Linked DNA regions of Homo sapiens: regions 2 and 3 are each linked to region 1. A link is a contact called in ENCODE Hi-C or POLR2A ChIA-PET data. All regions are on one chromosome and are shown on one strand. Each heading gives the region's core, a stretch centred on a gene start or an enhancer-like site at or near the end of the contact. The rest is flanking DNA. Distances are from core to core; before and after follow the strand shown.

Region 1 (4,704 bases), core at 575-3,074:
TTGAATCATAGTTTCAGAATTTAGTTTATTTCATAGCATAAACGGGAGTGCTATGGAAATGGAATTGATTCTGCATTCACTGTAGGAATCTTGAGGACACTGTGTGTTCTTTTCAACAGGCTTTAATTTCCTGACATTCCATTACATTTCTGGGAAACAGAATTGGCACTGCCCTTTCCTGCCCTATCTTGTCCTTTATAATTTTGGCGAGGTTCATGGTCTTCCATTTCTTTTTCTTTTTGTAACTGATTAATAATCTATAGAATCACCTCTTAGTTTGTAAGTGGAAACTAAGCCTGCACATCCAAAGCTAGGATTTCTTATATGGATCTGCCTTAGTATTTTGAATCAGGACCTCAAATGAGATTTTTGGATGTTCATGTGTTTGTGGCACGATGTTGAATCTTGAACCTTCCTGTCTTTCTAATTGTTAGAATTAGATTCTTCAAGCTAGACTTGATTGGGCTAGTATTACTTTAGGAAATGTTTTAATTTATTATTTGGGGAATGTTTTATTTATTATTTTTAGTTTCTTATCTAAGGAAGATTAAGCTGTTTGCAGAAAATACAGTTTTCTTTAGCTACCCTGCTCACAATACCATCTACACTGTGTCTGTACCTGTGTGACAAGGCCAAGCACTCCATAACTTTACCCGGATTGTTTGGTCTTTTTCAAAATGTTTAGAGTTTCAAAAAGAAATTTGTGAAGTTGCTTCTCTTAAGTAGCTACTACTATGTTTTTAAATGTGTTGCAGTATTTCTATTAGTTGATCTTGTGTGTAGTCATTCATATCTGTCTTTTGATTCTATTTCTTGGTGATCTTGCTTTTTAAAATCACCATTTACCTTAAAAAAAAAAAAAAAAAGACAAAACTTGCTGTTGTGCTGACAGAGCAGAGAGCATTTAACTGACGCTCCTCCGTGGCTTGGCTTGCTGAGTTCCTGACAGAGCAGGGCATTTAACTGAAGCCTCTCCATGGCTGGGCTTGCTCAGTTCCCTGCTGTTGGCTGTCTTGGATCCCCTTTCTAAGGCCCCACTTCCCTGCACACTAGCTTGGTGTGCAGGGAGAAGCTGCAGAGTCTGTTGGCTGGGCTTTATTTACGGAAACAGCAGGGTTGAGATTGATTGCGTCGTGGAGAGACAGTGTGTGGATGAGGGAGGGTCACAGCACATGCTCAGTCCTGTCAGAGTGAGGGGAAGTTTCTGCGTTCTGCGTGAAGGCTTAGGTCATAGCACAAGCTCAGTGAAAGCTCTATGAGGTCTCTGAGACTGCATGTGCCTCCATTTTGAGTTGTTAGTGTAGAAAAGGGCAGAGTTTTAGCAGAAAGTAAAGGTTCAGGAATCCAGCTAGACTCACCAGAGCCCGTGTTAGTCATGGATGATCCATTCAGCCCCTGCAGGTAGGCTATCTTCCCCTGGCCTCACCGAAACAGTGATGGGTTTTGCTGCTCTTTCTCACTTCTGAAGGTGTTTATGAATCATTTCATCATTCATAGTGCATGTTCCTGAGAGCCTTTAATTCAGCCCTAGCTGGCCATGTAGGTGGTATTGTGAAGCGTAAAATCAGAACTAAGAATGGGGACTACCGGAGAGGCATTCAGCAGATATAGAATGTGAAGCTTTGCGGGTCCCTCTGTCCCTGTCCTCTTCCCCTTACCTCTTCGGCTCGTAGTATAATCTTAACCTCAGTCGTGCTGGGTGTGTGTTGCCAAGCTTGTTTGCCTTCAAGACCTGCAGAGCAAGCCTGCAGGCCGCCCCCTTGCCTTGTGGCTAGTATGGAATGCCTGGGCCGCAGAGCAGCTCTGTTTGGATGTTTTAGGAAGGATGGTAGGTGGGCTTCTATTGGTTGCTTTGAAGGTGGGTGGAACCTTGTTTTGATTGAGAGCCTGTTTGCCAGAGCAAATTATAATTTTTGTGATCTTTTTCTGAAGTCTGACATATTCAGGGAACAGTTGTGAATTATGATTGCAACAATAACACCTTAAAATTGATTTTTTTAAAAATGAAAGGTTATGTCACATCAGTTTTTACTTAGTCTCTTGCCTTCAAAAGGAAGCAGACTCATCTTCCTTTTAGAGCTTATGGAAAATTCTTTGGCAATTAAAAAAAGTATGCATTGACTTTTGTGTTAGAAATTGAAGTTTAGGTATTTTGTTTATTTTTGTATCTGTTTTAGAATCGGATAGCATTTTTTGCATATGTGTATGTTGTCATGTGACTTGGAATTCTATTCTCTTAAATGGAGTAAAAAGAGTAGTTGGTGCTGAGAAGGCAGTCATTGACAAGGCCTCATTTCGTACCCACTGCTTGATAGCCAGACACTAGTTTCTTCTACCCAGGGGAAGTTGTGCTTTTGGGGTGTCCTGTTGCAGAGCAGGTTCAGACAGATGGCTTTCACTGTGGTTTATTTAGGGAGCCAGTCAGAATAAGATTTAGGACAAATTGAATTCTTACCCAAGTAGATATTAAATGAAGTTTTTGAATTATACTGTTTGCTCCTTTTTGTTTCCACTCCTTTTTCTTCTGATAAAGGTTAGAAAAAATTTGAATGCCACCTAAATTTTGTGCATTTGTGAGGATGGAAGAAAGCATACAATATAGAAGAATGTGCAACTGAAAAACCCTCATAGGAAGGAGAAGAAATTTACTATGCATTGATACAAGGAGAAATTCCTTGTGTAAGCTCTTAGTGGTGTAGTGTGAATTTGGAGTGTTGCATGGTCAACTCTTTCCAGGGAGGCCCTTGATTTTAGTGGAAAGTTTTTAGGAAGGCTAATGTTGGTGAATTCTAGTCACTGAAAATATTACTGAAGTATAATCTGTATTCTTACAGATTCAATTTTGGGATTGCAACTAAGGAGATGAATTGTAGAAGGATAATTTAGGGTGTGCGTTTATTATTTTTGTGATCAATTTTTTTACCCATGTGAGGGCTTTCTTCCCATTGTGACCATATTTATTTGGGCATTGCACTGGGGAGTTTTGGGGAGGTACCCCATACCATATAATGTTGCTTCTGGAACTCGCCTTATTTTACTCTGTTTAAAAGCACCATTGCTCTTCCTTCCTGCTTCTTTTAATAAAAGTATCCCTTCAATAGACGAGAGGAACTGGACACTGCACCACTTTCTGTCATGCACTTGTGGGATCTGGGCAGGACTCACATTTCATGCTCAAGGAACAAACTCATTGTTTGAGTCAGGAGAATATTGCCTTTCTGTTCTAGATCTTTACCTCTTCTGAAACTTTCTTTACAGTTAACAAATAAAAATGTGAACAGGAAGCTGTGCTCACAGCCGAATCAGCTCTGGATCAGGTTCCTGCCACTGGTGTGGCTGGCCTGTGTGGGCCTAGTACAAATCTGTATTTATGGAGCTTGGATGCCGCCATCTATTTGATGGTGAAGACTTGTGGTTGCTGACTGTGATCTGTGGATATTCTGTTGTTAAGAGTCGAATTTGTCTATGTTTCAAATCCAATAAAGTAACTCTAATGAGTGTGGTATGTATTTCTTCTATATTATCCTGTCTGGGAAAAATATTTTTTGGAATGCTAAAGGCTTGCTTCAGGGCTTCTGTGCTTGTCTGGTGGAGGAGGTGAGGGAACAGCACATGGGAAGTTACTCTGGTGGTTGATGAAGTCTTTGGTCTGTGTAGCTTGAACATGGAAAAGATGCTAGTTTGTTTCATTTTGGCTTATGGTTCTGCTTCTGTTGCACTTGAGAATATCAGGAAATGTTGGGAATGTAGCAAGTAGATGTTTCAAAAAATAGAGAAGTTCACAAAGTTAATATCTTATTAGTTGTTCTTATCATTGTAATAGAATCTCGAATTCGAATCTGAGGGAGCCTCACATTTAAAGCGTTCCTCTGTCAACATAAGTTTTGCAGTCTGTCTTTGGTTGAAAGCTAGAATGAACTTGATTGTGTTTAATTGACATGTCACTTTTTTTTCTTTTTCTTTTTGAGATAGGTTCTCACGCTGTCACCCAGGCTGGATGGAGTGCAGTGGTGTGATCTCAGCTCACTGCAGCCTTGACCTCCCTGGGGACCTCCCTAGGCTAAGGTGATTCTCCTGCCTCAGCCTCCCACATAGCTGGGACTACAGGTGGGCGCCACCACACCTGGCTAATTTTTTGTATTTTCTGTAGAGAAGGGATTTCACCTTGTTGCCCAGGTTGGTCTTAAACTTCTGGCCTCAAGCAATCCATGCTGCCTTGGCCTCCCAAAGTGCCAGGATTACAGGCCAGCGTGCCTGGCCTGACACTTCATTCTTTTTTTTTTTTTGAGACGGAGTCTCGCTCTTGTTGCCCAGGCTGGAGTATGATGGTGTGATCTCAGCTCACTGCAACCTCCGCCTCCTGGGTTCAAGCGATTTGCCTGCCTCAGCCTCCTGAGTAGCTAGGATTGCAAGCATCTGCCACCATGCCTGGCTAATTTTTGTATTTTTTAGTAGAGACGGGGTTTCACCATATTGGCCAGGCTGGTCTCAAACTCCTGACCTTGGGTGATCTGCCTGCCTCAGCCTCCCAAAGTGCTGGGATTATAGGTGTGAGCCGCCCTGCCCGGCTGACACTTCATTCTTAATCTTCTTTTCACTTCTTCCTTGACTCGTGGCTACTGTGTTAATTTATGAATTAGAAGACTCTAATATATCTAAGACCAGATGTCTGTGATTCTCTAGTTGTTCTTTTTTCCTGATTCT
Region 2 (4,704 bases), core at 1,094-3,593, 180 kb before region 1:
GTGTTGTTGACCTCAGTTCATTTATTCATTCAACAGATTTGTGTACCTGACATAAATCTACATGATGAGCAAACATATAGAACCTTCTCTATAGAACTCTATGGAACTGTTTAGAAGGGGCTATGAGTGTTAAAAAAAATCACACCCATGACTTACAAACGGAGATCAATGCTGTGAAGGAGGAACACAGTTCTATGAGAACTTATAACAAAGGAACTTGACCTAGAATGGGATCTCAGGGGAAGCTTCTCTGAAAAAGTGATGTTTGACCTGAGATCTGAAGGAGGCTTTAAACGGTCTGTGAGTGGCTGTTTGGGGCTGCAAGGAGATTATTCCTGCTCTGGTGGGAAGAAGCCTGCTGGCCTGTGGTAGAAATCCCTATACCTGGGGGAAGTGGAAAAACTGGTGTAACTGCAAAGTGGGGGGCTGGGTGCAGGTTGGATTAGCAGCAGGTGCAAGATGAGCACAAAAGAATTTGAGTGGCATAAAATGCTGTCAAAGCATTTAGAATCCCTGAGAGACTAGGTACAGTATGAATTCAGAATAGAGCGGTTTGCTTCTTCTCACCAGCCTTTTCCAACTCACTATAAACTGGCACTTTTAAAATGGTCTGTAGAAAAGAAAAAAGAAATTCTTTTCAGCCTGTGCCATGTGTCTGGATATAGCTGGTTAGAAAATTGGAAGTGTGTCCAAGTACAGGAGTAGCTTTGTAGCAAGGCTTTAGGATCAATTTCATCTCTGACATATATGGAGTAATCTCATAGCCACTTGGATATGAAGCAGATTTTCAAGTCACAGGTCCCCCTCAGGATGGTTTCACTGAGGAATGGTGTTTAGTGGAGCTTATAGCAGAGCTAGATTTGCACTACAGACCATCTCTGATTTGTATTGATCACAGCCACCTTTCAGGGGGGCAAAGACATTATGCCTCATCAGCTCTTGCTCTCAGTACATGTGCTGTGTTAGGAGTTTGAGACAGATATTTCTATGTCCTGTAGAATAACTTGATTTGTCTTTAAAGAGAGACCAGCAGAGTTATCTTTAAATAGCAAACATGCATGTGCATGTCTGTTTGGCTGTCTGTGGCAACAAAGCAGGACCCCTGGGTTCTATTCAGCCTGGCCCCACCCCCATCTTGTTGAGAGACTATAGGCAAATCACTTTAATCTGTCTAAATTTCTCTGTTTATTGGAAAGAGAGTACCTGATAATGCAGCCACTTTATAGGGCCTTGGAAAGTCTAATTAACATTTATGAAGCTATTTGAGAGTTCCATGAAACTTGCCTGGAAGGGGAAAGGTGTAATAGTGAAGATACCAGAAGTAATCATTTAAATTTTCAGCTTGTACCTTTCTAATTTGGGTTGACACTGAGTGAACTTAATAGTTAGAATTTGTATTTTATAGGAATACATTTAAAAAATTCCTATACAATGTCTTTGGGAGGACAAAATGATCTTGGCTATCACCACTAGAGAATACATGCTTTAAATGTACTTTAATTTTAATAAAATTTAGCAAGTTGATATATATATTTTTTACCAGAATTAATTGTGGGTGGGTAAGAAATTAGTTTGAAATTAACAGTTGGTAATCTGTTAAGATTCACATAAAAATTGAATTAATGAGGGAGTTTGGAATCTGGTAGCTGGTAGGTTATATGTTTATTTAAAGCCACATGGTAAGGAATGTGCACTTATTTTGCTTCCTTATTAGATGAATTTCAATCATGCACAATTTAAGCTATGTCTTGTCTAACAGATGGATCTTTATTTACTTGTGGAAAAGGGATTGGTGAGATTTTTAAACAAATGGCTTGCAGAGAATTCTTAATGTGTAAGGAAAACTGGGGTCAGAAGTGTTCTTTGACACGAAACAATGCTGCTTTCTCCCGGTGCATCTTTGAAATAAATGTTTAGCTTGTCTGTGATTGTTGGTTGTTTCATCTGCATTTATTAGACGTCAGAGGTGGTTGGCATTAATATTCCTGGCAGAAGCAGAGGCAGCTCTAGGATGTGTGAAATGCTGATCACTCACAGGGATGCGCTGCCTCTTTAATATCTTGCTTGCAGATGCATTTTCTAGCTGACCACGCTATTAAGAGCTGCCATCAATCACGCAGGCTCCCAGTTCCGGCTGTCGGAGGGGAGGGAGGATTGGAGCGGGTGGAGGCTGGCCAAGCAACGAAGGAGATAAAATTGCAGCTGGCATTGTGTGTGCGCGCGCCCGCGGCGGCGGCCAGCAGGGGTGCGCGCGGAGCGGGCTGGGCTCCAGCCCGGGTTTTGCCGGCCGCCGCCGTCGCGGGGAGTCTGCTCTTTCTCTCCCGGCGTCTGGGTCACCGGCATGTGGCAGTGCTGGCCCGGCCTCCCGGGCTGAAGGAGTGCGAGCTGAGTGCCGCGGCCGTGGGCAGCAGGCTCGGGCCAGGGCGGCCGCCTCCCTAGCCGCGGGCGGGGCCCCGCGCGGCCACCGCCTCCCGGAGCCGCCAAGCCGCCGGGACCTGCGCCCGCGCCGCGGTGCCCTGCGGCCGCTCAGGCCTCCTTTTGTTTTAGCAAGTGCACTTCACTCCCCGGGCCCCCACCTGCCCGCCTGCGCCGCCCCTTTCCGCGGGTCCGGAGTTGGCGGGGCCCTGCGCCGGAGGAGGAGGACCAGGCCCGCGGGCTCAGCTCTCGCCGCCAGCGGGCCGCAGGCAAGTGGCCGGCGGCCTCGTGCGTCGAGGGGGACGCGAATCTCGGGCCAGAAAGTTGGACAAGTGCGGGCGGGGGGCTCGGGGTGGGTGCACGGAGTGTTCCAGCCGACCCTAGAAAGATGGAACTCGGGTGTTCCTAAGAATGATGATGGCTTTCCAGGAACGGGGAGTCAGTATTTGCCGTGTCCCATTGCATTTCTGTTGGGCTCACTAGTTTTTAAGTAGCCCCAAACTCTTGAAATCTCAGTTAATTAAATCGAACAGAAAACATTTTTTTGAGGGGGGAGAGAAAACACTATTTAAAAATACATGTATATGTATATATTTTTATTTTTTTCTTCTGAAAGGAAAGTGCTTTTGAAGCCGAGTATAATGCAGAAGTCGCTCTTTGATCAGAAACTTCATTGCTTTACTGTGGAATAAACAAGTTTAAAAATAAAATGAATTTGATGGACTTGATTTGAGGCTACTTAAGTGACAAATGAAATTTTCTTCTTGGACCGAACTACTGTTATTTTGCCAGAGTAGCTAAAATGCGGAGGTACTCTTGACGATTGTTTTACGTTTAAATTGTTAAAAGAATTTTTTAGTGTGGGATGCTGTCTTCCTTGTTTCTCCTCTCTTGTTTACTCAACTCTTGTTTTCTGAAACTGTAGGGAGACCTGCTTGACCACTTTTTGTTTGCTGAGAAGGAAACTCCTGTAATAGGTTACTTTGTTTTACTTGCAGCCCTTAAGCGTCCCTGGCGCACATGTGCCCCGCGCTCTGTGGGCATTGTTTGGCTGGAGGCCTCTCAGCCACACGGAAAATCTAAAAAATGGTCTGTGAATGAACACGGGTGTCTACAGAGAAATTCCATTTTCCCTTTGTGCCTCTGTGTTTTAAGATTGAGACACTGAGTAAAAGTTGAGAACAGATTTAACAAAGTCCTCACAATTCTGTGCCAAAATTACTGTTTTGAGTTCTGGCTTTTTTTTTTTTTTCCTCTTTCTGGAAACTCCAAATTTAAAGTAGACATGATTTGAAACCTTACAGATGGGAACAATATCCCATGTAAGCACGTTGATCTGTGGGCAATTATTTCCAGAAGCACAACCAACTCTACATTTTTATGCATGTGTTAGACTTGGGCTCTGAGAGGCAGTTGCCTTTCTGAATATTTACATTGCCTAGTAAATTACACAAGGCAGATTTTTAGATGCTTAACAGCAGCTTCACAATAGTGTGGGGGCAGCAGAGTTGAGCTTGTATTTTTTTTTTCTAACTCTGTAATTTAGTAGTGTTTAAACTATTTTATAAAGATCCCTGGGACCAGTGAAAGATGGTTTTTCAGTCCAGAGCAGTTGAGCGCTCATTGTACTCCGGCAGGCGCTGGCGCTTGGCAGGCTGCACTTGAAATGTTATTTGATCTGGTTGCATGATAGAATTGACCAAGATTACACTTTTTCCCTCCCCGTGGCTGATGAAAGCAATGCATCTGCGAGAAGTGTTCAATAACATATTTAAAGACTTAACCCACATTCATTCACTCTAAGATTTCCAGAAAAAGGCCGTTTAGATTTTTGTCTTGTTTTGTGGTTTTTGCATTTATGAATTGAGGCAAGAGCTGACGTAATGTAGCTGTACCACTTCCTTTGTGTGTGTGTTTTTATAGCGTATAGGATATGTTACAATCTACATGGTTGTGATTATTTTTGAAATGCCTGAGAGAGGGAGGGAGGGAGTGTGTGCGTGTGTGTGTGTGTGTGTGTGTGTGTGTGTGTGTGTATTCCCCTCACCCCCATCCCGGTGCCTTCAGCTATATGGCAATTCATTTTTTACATTGTAGGTTAGGGGAGGGAAGACTGTGATGGTAAACCCCATCAACGTATCAGTAAGGCTCAGTGAATTGCCTGTGTGTGATGCAGACTAGCTTTTCATTTTAACTAGTGCAACTGTGTACAGCTGTTAGGTCAGAATGCATTGGCTGCTCCTACAGGGTAGTTTTATCTTACACTGAAGGTTTTATGGACTTGACTGG
Region 3 (4,704 bases), core at 1,493-3,992, 180 kb after region 1:
TTGAAAGCCGTCCGAAGGCATTCTTGTTAGCTTTGCTTTTCTCCCCATATCCCAAGGCGAAGCGCTGAGATTCTTCCATCTAAAAAACCCTCGACCCGAAACCCTCACCAGATAAACTACAGTTTGTTTAGGAGGCCCTGACCTTCATGGTGTCTTTGAAGCCCAACCACTCGGTTTCCTTCGGATTTTCCTCCCTTTGTTCGGGGTTTGGTTTGGCTCCTCTGTGTGTGTCCGTATCTTGTTCGGTGTCCTCGAGGTTGAGCTTCACTCCACTGCGGCAGAGGCAGCGTGCACACTCGGATTTGCTACGTTTCTATATATCTTGAAGCTAAATGTATATATGAGTAGTTTGCCATGAGATAACACAGTGTAAACAGTAGACACCCAGAAATCGTGACTTCTGTGTTCTCTCCATTTGAGTATTTTGTAATTTTTTTGAAATATTTGTGGACATAAATAAAACCAAGCTACACTACAACCCTTGGGTGTCTCCCGTGCACTGTCTCATTCCTGGAGAGTGGGCGGGGATCCTGGCTGTTACCCCAGGTGGGGAAGGGACAGAGGGAGAGTCGGCTGTTCCCTGCTGCTCGGGACCCTGTTTGCATCCCAGAGTGGCTTCCAGAAACATCCTCTGTCTGGGAAGAGGCTTTCCCTGGTGAGGGTGCTGTCTTTCTTTGGAGGCTCCCCAAGCAGCGGGATGGGCCCTAAGCAGGCACTGGCATTGGGACTAAGAGCATCTTCCCCCACCCCTTGCCATTCACCCCACACCTCTAATCCGTGGGCGTTACCAGCATGTATGGGCATGTGGCACCCTGCCTGCTCAGGAGACACATCGGAACCACCCCATCCTAGCGGCCTCCTGCCTGGCCCCCATCTGCCTCCCCGTGGCCTACCAGTGCCCCCACACCCCACCCCCAGCCACCCAGCTCTAGAGCTGCACTCCAGGTGGAGGATGCATCCCAGGCCTAAGGGGCTCTAACCCTCCAAAGGGGCTGCAGGCAGCCTGCAGGGTGTGGACATGGCCACAGGGGGGCAGGCGTTGGAATTGCGCTGTGGCTTCAGAACCTGTTGAGGGCATTTTCCTGGAGCCTCAGGATTGTCCCCGGAAATGTGTGTCCACCCTTTGTCATCTGGGATAGGGCCATCAGTTTCTAGGTGTTTGCAGACATGGGGCAAGAGCAGCCCAGAAAGCTGACTGTTGGTAAACTGTCCTCAAACCAGGCAGGGTCCGCCACGTGGTAAAGACTTGGGGAGCAGCAGGCACCAGGCACTGCCTCGCTCAGGACCTGAGAAAGCTTCGCCATGCAAAGACCCGAGTGGCGCACACGATGACGGCCCTTGAGGCGAACAGCAGGGGTCCTGCTCAGCAGCGTGGCTGACCAGGGCACAGGGATGGGCCCGCAGGCTGGCCACAGGAGCCCCAGGTGGCTCTCAGTCCAGGTCTTGGGTGAGAGGATGGCACTGGGGTGGCTGGGAGAGGCTGGAATCCAGGCGCTGTCTTGGTGGGTCTCCGGGACTGTGCCCCTTAGGAAGCTGCAGGGTTTAACAGGTACAGGTCTGTGAAGTGTAGATTTCAGTGTGGTTAAATGGTTGGATCCAAGCGTCTTGAGGAGATAGTAGGTTCATGCTACAACAAGGCCTCATCAGAGCTGGGCAGCTTCTCAGGCATGAACAGCTGTGGCCATTGTCACCACTCTGCCACGCACCCATGTGAGGAAGAGGGCCGGGAATGCTAACCAGACATCTGCTGGGTGGACGGGGCGGAGGGAAATGGTGCTGTCCTCCAGCAGCACCCCAAAGCCAGGCCCTCGCCTCTTGCTGCCCCAACGACGTCCCACGTGCCCTCTGCCCCTTTGTTCCTGGAAACGCATCCTCAGCTTGAGCATGGTGGCTCAGCAGCCCCGCTGGTTCCACTGCAGGTGGGCTAGGAAGATGGCACTTTGCAGGGCATGGTGTAAGTCCCAGGGCCTCAGCACAGTGTAGGTGTGCAGCTGGGTGTGTGGCTGCATTGTTGATAATTGTCCATGGTAAGTCTAGGGAGGGAGAGACCTCACTTAAGCCTCACCTGGGTAAGTCAAGATCACGCATCTGAAGGGCAAGGATGCACCGTGGAGAGATCAGCGGTGGCCTCCCACACACACACGAGATTGCAAGCTTCCAGGCCCTCAAAAATCAGCACTGGTGAGCTATACAATTGTGGATGTGATCAGCTGATGAGTGGTGGCGGGGGGCGGGGGGGGGGGGGGTCAGGGCCAGAGCCCTTCTGTGTGGAAGCTGAGATGTGGGGAGCCGTCATCTGAGCTAAGAGCCCTCACTAGCCCCAGCCTGACCACATGGTGAGACCCAGGGCAGTGTGACTGGGCACCAGCACAGACTTCAGTGACCACCATCAGCCTCACCTGACCAGCCCAGAAGGCTTGGGTACATATCTGAACTCAGAGCTTTGAAATCAGAACCAGCTACCCAGATACTGGGGATGAAGCTGCCAGGCCCCAAAACCAGTGGAAAAGTCTGTCCTGCACTGGACCCCTGGGGCCCTTCCTGCTGCCCAATGGAGACCGAGGAACAGCGGGGTCCTTGGCCTCCCTACCTCCTCCTAAGGAGGATCTGCCAGATGAGCCAGCCAAGGGATGCAGCCGCACATTTGGCCATCCGGTTGGACTGATACGGGCTGCAGGATAAAGCAAGCCCTTTCTGGTTCATAAGGTTCCCGGACCTCCCGTTAGAAGGCGGGGCCTGGCTGGAGCTGGCATCCATCGTGGATCCCCAGGGGGCCAGGAACAGCCTCCTGCTCAGCCCCTGATGAGCTCCAGCTGCAGATGCCTCACCCGGTCCTCTCGGAGGCGGCATTGTCGGCCTTTGACAGTCTCGGTATCTGAGGTCCTTTACCTGAATCCCCACTGGGTTCCTAGCTGCCCTGGAATCCTTGGCAACTCAAGTTCTGGGACCTGGTTCTCTGCTTCTCCAACTCAAGGTGGCTTCTCTAGTGGCTGTCTTTGTCAAGAGTGGTCATTGTTCCCTTTTGACACCTCAGGGACCCAGGCTGCAGAAGTCCCCCTGTATCTCCCACAGCCCAGTTCTGTGTATGCACAGGCACCCGGGCCCCTTCTTAATGAACCAAGTTTGTGGAAGGCACTTGCTCTGCAGATATTGGAGGGATGGATGGATGGGTGGATGGACCCTGCTGGATGGATGGATGGATGGATGGATGGATGGACGGACGGACGGATGGACGGACGGACGGGCCCTGCAGGGCAAGGTTCCTTGCTGCCAGTCCAGATGTGCTATTGGAAAGTGGGTGTGAAGGACCAGATAGAAGGACCTTTTGGGTTGACTTCGGAAGGCTTCCCAGGGACGCCTCTGCTGGGCACCTGGAGACCCTCCCTTCACATTCTCTTGACTGTGCCTGCCGTGTGGGCCCTGCAGTCCCTCTGACTCCAACCCTGGTTGACACCATCGTAGAAGTGGGGAATGGGGCTTGGGGGATCAGCTTCTGATGAACCCCTAGGGTTTGAGTATCCATTGGAGCAAATTAAAAACAGGCTTTTAGAGCACCTTTTAGTTGTCCCAGAGAGGATTCCTGAGGCCATTTCTTGCCTATCCCACTGTTTTCTGGGCATGTGACCACCCAGTCCCCCCCACCCCCCAATCCCCTTGGACCCTGCTGCTGGGCAGCCGTCGAACAGAGTCCATCCCCATCCTGGCCACCAGGTGGCAGTCGTTACAAGGCCCAGGTGCTTGCCCTGGGCCCGCGGCTGCCACAAGACCTGCAGCTCTGGTGTAGGGGCAAGTCAAGGCCCCCGGCGATGGTGGGGAAGGCTGGAGGGTTTGACAGCGAGCATTGTGTAAGAGATCCGACGTTTCCTCGAGGCAGGCGGCCGGACAGGCGGGTCAGAGATCAGGCAACTGGACAGGCCTCAGCAGAGCGGGTTGTGGAGATGGCTGGGAAGAGGGGGCTGAGTGTGGGCAGGTGAGGCTGATGGCTGTGGGCAGGCAGGGCGGGCACGGCTGTGAGAATGAGGGCAAAGGCCTTGTCTAGAGAACAGGAGGTTTCTTCTGTTCTCCGCTGCATCCCCCAAGGCTTGGGAGGTACCCGGTAGGAACTCAATGTTCCTTGTGTGGAAGAGAATCCCAGGATGGCATCAGCAGCGGATGACTTCCAAGAATCATGACTCCCATAACTAACCGCGCCCCCACTCCCCGACAAGCCCCCTGAGCAGCTGCTGGGGGTCCTTGTGTGCCACAAAAGTACCCACCCCCAGTTCCAGACACCTGCTCCTTCCCTCTACGGATGCCCTCCACCCGCTCCCCGCTGAGGATGATACGTCACGCCCCACGCACCCGAGTGGATTCTGCAGACACACTCTGAGCAGGTGCAGGGAGGGCCAGGACCTCCCGACTGCGGGGGGGCCAGGCAATTGTCAGTTCTTGCATATTCCAGGGAAATCATCCCTGTTCCCCCAGAAACCTGTAGCCCAGCCTGGTGAGTGTAGGAATGCCACCTTACCGGGTCCCGGTTCCCGGTTCTCCAGGGAATGCCACCTTACCCTGTCCCGGTTCCCCAGGGAATGGTCCAGGGTTAGCCCAACAGCCTAGGGAGGAAGAAACACAAAACCCAGGGAGGCGATGACCTCTAGGGCAATTCCTTTGATGACGTTCAGTTTCCATGCTAAGTGCTGTGGGCAGTGCTCGATGGCTGTTAGG

The links. Hi-C counts contacts between places; a loop is a spot of excess contacts on that map. ChIA-PET counts read pairs that join two places held with the same protein, here RNA polymerase II (POLR2A). Pooled maps may share reads with other maps.
Region 2: a map of naive thymus-derived CD4-positive, alpha-beta T cell shows a loop between it and region 1 (3-fold over the local background). The contact joins two enhancer-like sites. A Hi-C loop is called at or near these places in 1 of 168 maps with a recorded cell type or tissue (naive thymus-derived CD4-positive, alpha-beta T cell) and 11 of 50 pooled maps. POLR2A ChIA-PET finds 5 or more read pairs at or near these places in 18 of 52 experiments (AG04450, B cell, CD8-positive, alpha-beta T cell and 13 more).
Region 3: a map of heart right ventricle shows a loop between it and region 1 (2.6-fold over the local background). The contact joins two enhancer-like sites. A Hi-C loop is called at or near these places in 2 of 168 maps with a recorded cell type or tissue (both heart right ventricle) and 4 of 50 pooled maps.

What each region holds. Positions count from the first base shown.
Region 1 is chr1:8,522,456-8,527,159 of GRCh38, reverse strand. All of the region lies in intron 7 of RERE (arginine-glutamic acid dipeptide repeats), which reads left to right. Among named protein-coding and RNA genes, the nearest start is that of SNORD128, 30 kb to the right of the region's middle. RefSeq lists an enhancer at 1,750-1,799 and a silencer at 1,616-1,910. Within about 2 kb of position 1,824, at least 38 of the 41 ENCODE cell types and tissues checked have a DNase peak (open chromatin) inside an H3K27ac peak, as active enhancers do; they include B cell, PC-9 and heart right ventricle, where a contact is called at or near this core.
Region 2 is chr1:8,701,035-8,705,738 of GRCh38, reverse strand. The region is part of intron 1 of RERE (arginine-glutamic acid dipeptide repeats); the gene reads left to right. Among named protein-coding and RNA genes, the nearest start is that of RERE, 110 kb to the left of the region's middle. RefSeq lists silencers at 2,086-2,705, 4,421-4,520. Within about 2 kb of position 2,343, at least 32 of the 41 ENCODE cell types and tissues checked have a DNase peak (open chromatin) inside an H3K27ac peak, as active enhancers do; they include B cell and PC-9, where a contact is called at or near this core.
Region 3 is chr1:8,348,178-8,352,881 of GRCh38, reverse strand. RERE (arginine-glutamic acid dipeptide repeats) reads left to right here. Exons shown (of 23, transcript NM_001042681.2): 23 at 1-478. Among named protein-coding and RNA genes, the nearest start is that of SLC45A1, 32 kb to the right of the region's middle. RefSeq lists an enhancer at 2,199-3,019. Within about 2 kb of position 2,742, at least 10 of the 41 ENCODE cell types and tissues checked have a DNase peak (open chromatin) inside an H3K27ac peak, as active enhancers do; they include heart right ventricle, where a contact is called at or near this core.